Regions from separate parts of the Homo sapiens genome. Here region 2 is linked to region 1. A link is an interaction called in ENCODE POLR2A ChIA-PET data of the cell type or tissue named here. Cell type or tissue: OCI-LY7. All regions are shown on one strand. Each heading gives the region's core, and the rest is flanking DNA. Links, peaks and the distances in the headings are about the cores only. Region 1 has its middle 15 kb from the start of LINC01973. Region 2 holds the start of LOC124904062 (a long non-coding RNA gene).

Region 1 (2,897 bases), core at 187-2,686:
CTCACTTCAACCTCCACCTCCCAGGTTCAAGTGATTCTTGTGGCTCAGCCTCCCAAGTAGCTGGGACTACAGGCGAGCACCACCACACCTGGCTAATTTTTGTATTTTTGGTAGAGACGGGGTTTGGCCGTATTAACCAGGCTGGTCTTGAACCCCTGACCTCAAGTGATCCACCTGCCTTGGCCTCCCAAAGTGCTGGGATTATAGGCCACCATACCCAGACTGAAAATAAACGTTACTTCAAAAGTGAGTAGGTTCATGGTCAGGAGGGGTGGCTCATACCTGTAATCCCAGCACTTTGGGAGACTGAGGTAGGCGGATTGCTTTTGAGCCCAGGAGTTTGAGACCAGCCTGGGGAACATGGTGAAACTTGTCTCTACAAAAAAAACAAAACAAAACAAAACAAAAACTAGGTGGGCATGGCGGTATGCACCTGTAGTCCCAGGTACTTTGGAGGCTGAGGTGGGAGGATCACTTGAGCTCAGAGGCAGAGGCTGCAGTGAGCCGTGATTGCACCACTGCACTCCAGCCTGGGTGACACAGCAAGACCCTGTCTCAAAAAATAAAAAGCCCTACATGGGTAGGTATTTTTGTCCATTTGGTTTACTACCTATGTCTAACGCCAGAGTGATGCCTGGCACATATATTAGGTCCTCAATAAAAATGTGTTGAATAAATGACTATACCTAATACATACACACACAATATTATACATCATAGTCCAGGGTGGGCACAACGCTGGCAAAAATCACCAAGCTGGAGGGCCAATGCCTGAGAAACCCAGCCCAGGGGCTGCCGGACAGATCCGAGGCGGACACCCAGCCTCACTGCTCGTTCACTCTGACTTTGGCCAATTTCTTACCTTCTCTACACCTCAGCTTCCTCATCTGAAAAACGGGGTTGCTGGGAGAGTGCAATGCGCTGTTGTGCAACACACTCAACGAAGCTCAGCTACTGTCATTATTACCATCCTCAGCCACTGCAGGGAGGACCACAGAGGGGAGCTAAATGCAAATAAGGGCTTGGGAGAGCCCTGTGATGCAGCTTTTTGGGGGAGGCTGGGCACCCCGGCCTGAGGCTGGCAGGGGTGTGGCTCTGTGTTCAGCACCCATGATGGGAAGTGACAGTGTCCTGCCTTTGCTCCGTGCTGTGCCGTTCACAAACTTGCTTTCACATCCCTTTTTCTCACCTGATCTGCCCACAGCCTGGCGGGGCCGGCAGAGCTAAAACTGTGAATTGCATTTGACGGGGGAGAACACCTGAGGTGGAGGAGAGGTTAAGGGGCTCGTCTGAGTTCACACAGCAGGTCAGTGCCGGAGCATGGATTGGTGAGTTGGGAATCACCATGGCCTCGTGGTCTCAAATAAAACATCCCTTTGCTTGTGTGTGGGTTTGTGAAGCTGCCTGCCCGGTAACCTCCCCTGGGCTAGGTCTGCAGAATGAGGTTCCACTGGGGCACTTCAGCTGCCTCATTCTGCAGAGTTCTTGCTCCGGATTCTGAAGCATCTGCAAAGGAGACACGTCGCCTGGGTCTTGAGAAGACAGAACTGTTTGCCCCACGCTGGGAACTACTGGGGAAGGGGAAGGGCACATGAGGCTTGGCCAGAGTGCCTGGAGGCTGGCTTAGGGCCAGCTGCATGATCCTTGCATGAAGGAGGAGGAACGGCCCTCTTCATATGCCATCACCTAAGGCCACCTCCCATCCTCTGCCTGGGACACTGGCTCCTGGAAAATGCTCTTTCCTCCTGGTGCCACAGCCCCAGCGAGCTCGACGCAGCTCCCCTTCCACAGACACAGAACTCTCCAAACTCCCAGTGGTTTGGGAAGAACAGCCACCACATCCCAAGCCCAGCACCACCTTTTGGGATGTGATATGTCAAAGTAGTAAGATGATGAAGTGTCCTGTGCCGGCCCATCAGAGCCTTAGCGACAGATATGGGCCCAGAGTGCCTTGGAGAGCCAGAGCCTCTGCAGTGACGTGGAATTTATTATACTTTCCATCCATCGCTTGGCAGCCTTCTCCCAGCTCTTTTCTCTTGAAAAATGGTTCCTGCCAATCTTGCTGTTTACTTAAGTGGTTATTAAGTATTTTTCCCGCTGCTGGTCTGGGTACTTCTTGATAAACATTATCTATTTAAGAAGAACTTTTAGGGAGAGCTCCACTCTGCCCCTACACACACACACACACACACACACACACACACACACACACACACACGTGTATGCACACACACGTATGTGCATACAGACGCACATGCGCGTGTACACACACACACACACACACACACACACACAGAGTCTGGGCATGAGAGTCCGGGTCCCAAAGCTTCCTCCCCAAGCCGGCTGGGGTCAGGCCACCACCGAATGTATCACTTGACCTGACGTGACAGCCTGGTTTCCTCTTCGCCCCTCTGGCCAGCCTCCTCTGGGCATTGGAGGTGGCTCCAGCTTTGAGCTGCACGCAGCTACCAGTTGTGCCTCCCAAGGCATCCCAGGGCCACTCTGCTAAGAGCATCTGCTTGGCTTTGCCCCGCAGCAGCGGTGAGGGAGGGGAGGTGGCTCGTGTGCATCGGGGGACCCTCTGACGTGTCAGTGCTAAGATCCTATCTGCAGGTCTCGAGCCCTCCTGAACTGGAGGGCTGGGGCCCTGGGTGGCACTGAGGTCAGGTGAGGCCCGGATAGGAGGACAGGATACCGAGGAACAGGAAGAAAGGCAACTTGGCTGGAACGTCCTTGCCATGGGTAGGCTGGGGGTCTGGGGGCTTGACTGAAATTGGGTGTCTGTGTCGGCAGTGGGTGTCTGAGCCTCACCCCTCCAGGGATGGCAGAGGGTATGAGACACTGAGCTGTGCCCAGCTTCTCTGGCTTCCCACACGTGCCAAGTGCAAGATGGGCTG
Region 2 (2,897 bases), core at 198-2,697, 480 kb after region 1:
TCACGAGGTCAGGAGATCGAGACCATCCTGGCTAACACAGTGAAACCCCGTCTCTACTAAAAACACAAAAAATTAGCCGGGCGTGGTGGCGGGCGCCTGTAGTCCCAGCTACTCGGGAGGCTGAGGCAGGAGAATGGCGTGAACCCGGGAGGCGGAGCTTGCAGCGAGCCGAGATCGCGCCACTGCACTCCAGCCTGGGCGACAGAGCGAGACTCCGTCTCAAAAAAAAAAAAAAAAAGCGAAATGTGCAGTTTTTTTTTTTTTTACCTCTGAAACATGAAGGGGAGGTGACTGCAGGCCTTCTGGGAAAGATTTCTCTACTCCTTTTTTTTTTTTTTTTTTTTAAGACGGAGTCTTGCTCTGTCGCCCAGGCTGCGGTGCAGTGGTGCCATCTCTGCTCACTGCAAGCTCCGCCTCCCGGGTTCATGCCATTCTCCTGCCTCCGCCTCCCGAGTAGCTGGGACTACGGGCGCCTGCCTGGGACAGCCACGTAGCAGCTTCTGCTTCAAGCCATCTCTCTTTACGCAGAGCAGAACCAGGACCACAGTAAAGGCTCCAGAGGAGGCCACCGCTCACAGGGCCTTGGGTCCTCTTCTTGAAAGGCAGCCCAGCCTCCAAGAGGGCAACAGCGACTGATCCGGGACGAAGGCCTCTCTGTGCCTGCTCCCGTCATCTACCGCGTGCCCCTGGTTCCGGCAGCCACAGGGTCATTCCAGGCGGACTTTAAAGTGGCGCTAAGTTGCTGGACTTCCTCTTTTCTTTACTAAATCAGCTATGGGAATGGGAGCACCTCTGGCACACTCTCAGATGTGCTGCACTGGTCTAGCGCTCCCCCCACCCCCGGGTTCTAAACCAGCTGCTGGCTGCTCCACTAGGAGCAGATTGAGGGGAAATGGGCGGAAGCCGCAGGGGAAGAGATGTGAGGCAGATAAAGAGGAAGAATTTCCTGGCTGGGGTGGGGCCGCCAGGGCCTGGGTGGGAGGGCCGCCCACCCTCCGTCCCTGGTGGAAGGCAGCAGAAGGGTGGGACGGATCTGTGTGGGAGGGTCTAGGTGTGGCCTGCCTGGGGGTAGGAGAGGGACCAGATGACCTTTCAGGTCTCCTTGGGTCAAAGACTCCCTGATAAATGGCTGTCGCTGAAGGCAGGAGCGAGGCCCTGGGAGGTGATTGACTTCGAAAAACCACAGGCTGCAGCTCTGAGGGCCTCAAAGGTTAAGTACGGAGTCCCCCAAAATGAGGCTTTCCTCAGCTTTAATCCACCCACGCCCTTTAGGTGGCCCCAGACACCCCGCCAGGGCCTCTCTGGCAGCTCTCCGTCCTCGATTCTGGAGACAGAGAAACGTGATGCTGGCTCCTGGTCTGCTCATAGCCCCCTCGTCCCCACCACAGGGTCGCCAGCCACCTCCTCAGCCTACCGCGTGCCCCTCCTTCCCCTCTACTTCCGACCCTCCAACAACAGCAGACTCTTCCCCAAACACTCCTTTGCCCAGACCCCGGGCTTCACGCATGCTGCTCTTAGAAATGCATCCCAGCTCCCTGCGAGGAGCCAGCAAGGCTGCTCGGTGCTTCTTCCCATGGATGGGAAGCTCTGCCGGGGACCAGGACCCGGACCTGGAGACCCTGAGGAGCGTGTTGGTCAGTGTCTGTTCTGAGGCCCGGGACAGAGCTGCCAGGCACAGGCAGCATCGGTGTGAGGGTCCAGCCTCCCGGACAAGCTCTCCCTTGTCTGTTCCCAGACCTGTCACTGCACACACAGGCGGTGACCATTCCTGATCTGCCTGGGCAGAGAAGCCACCCCTCCCTCCCTCCTCGTCTCATTGTCCATTAGGGGAAATGTTACAAGCACTTAAAAAATGCAAAAAAAAAAAAAAAAAAAAAAAAGCGCCTAACACCAGGGGCCACTTGGCCCAGGTGGAGCCTCCATTAATCACGGGGCTCTCTGTGTTGTGGCCCCAAGGCGGGCAGCCGATGGCCTCTGCCCGAGCCAATATGAGCTGCAGCCTAATTACAGGGGACGGTGACCCCAGGGAGCAGAGTTCAGGCTCCGGTCACAGCTGCACCCAGGAGCCAGCTGCTTCCCAGACCTGCAGAGCCAGGGGAGAGGTTTGGAGGACCGGCACTGAATGACATGATCCAAAGCGCGCCAAGCTGGGCTGGAGGTGACGGCAGAGCCACAGTGGCCACAGAGCCCCCACGTGAACCTACACGGATCTGCCTGGTTTAGGTTCTGCTGAACTCCAGGGTGAGGAGGACCTGGTCTCCATTCTCAAAGACATGAAGAGGTTGACAAAGAAGAGTCACAGGTAAAAGGGGGTGGTGGGTGTGCTGTGTAGGAGGGGCCGCAACTGGACGCAGAAGATTCCAGAAGGGGTAACCAGAGAGAGGCAGCACCTCCAGAAGACGGGCTGCCTGGCTGCCCCAAACAGCCCAGGGTGTGACTGAGGGGACTCTCGGACTCAGCCGGGGCCCCTCCTGCTCTGAGACAACGCATTGGGAAACTCCATCAAGCCCATCTAAGAACTTGAAAAGCTCCCTGGAAACCTAGCGGGCAGGGCGGGCCCCTGGGAGGACCCCTGGTATACCGCGAGAGCCAGACACAGCGAGGGGGCCCCACACTTCTGCCCAGAAGCCTCACGGTAGAGGGGCAGAAGCCCAGGGAGGAGTAGGCGCTGAGACCAGAGGGGCCTACAAGAGAGGGGTCTGGGGTAGGGGGTAGCTGCTGAGAAGTCCAGGAAACGGCGCCTGCCTTTGGGGAAGTGAAGCTCTGGGAACAGGGCTGGTGAAGGGGGGCGGGAAGGGGGAGGTGGGGGTGGAGGGTCAGGCTAGATCAGGCACCTTCCCCAGCAGCAGATTCATGAGCCTCTGGAATCTGTCCACAGAAGTGACAAGTGTCCTGCT

Evidence for each region. ChIA-PET counts read pairs that join two places held together with the same protein. Peaks named below come from ENCODE experiments on the same cell type or tissue, not always from the same donor. Only the 100,000 strongest peaks of a DNase experiment are listed, where the experiment ranks them.
Region 2: POLR2A ChIA-PET joins it to region 1 with 14 read pairs; 3 of 35 experiments call an interaction of 5 or more read pairs at or near these places.

The regions. Positions count from the first base shown.
Region 1 is chr17:77,868,080-77,870,976 of GRCh38, reverse strand. No RefSeq gene overlaps it. Among named protein-coding and RNA genes, the nearest start is that of LINC01973, 15 kb to the left of the region's middle. RefSeq lists an enhancer at 1,306-1,395. In OCI-LY7, for the core only: no CTCF peak of the experiment used is centred there; a DNase peak (open chromatin) is centred at 1,136; H3K4me3 peaks cover 2,463 bases; H3K27ac peaks cover 2,488 bases.
Region 2 is chr17:77,387,794-77,390,690 of GRCh38, reverse strand. All of the region lies in intron 2 of SEPTIN9 (septin 9), which reads right to left. LOC124904062 (a long non-coding RNA gene) reads left to right here and starts at 1,939. Exons shown (of 2, transcript XR_007065918.1): 1 at 1,939-2,302; 2 at 2,879-2,897. RefSeq lists an enhancer at 546-1,276. In OCI-LY7, for the core only: no CTCF peak of the experiment used is centred there; no DNase peak of the experiment used is centred there.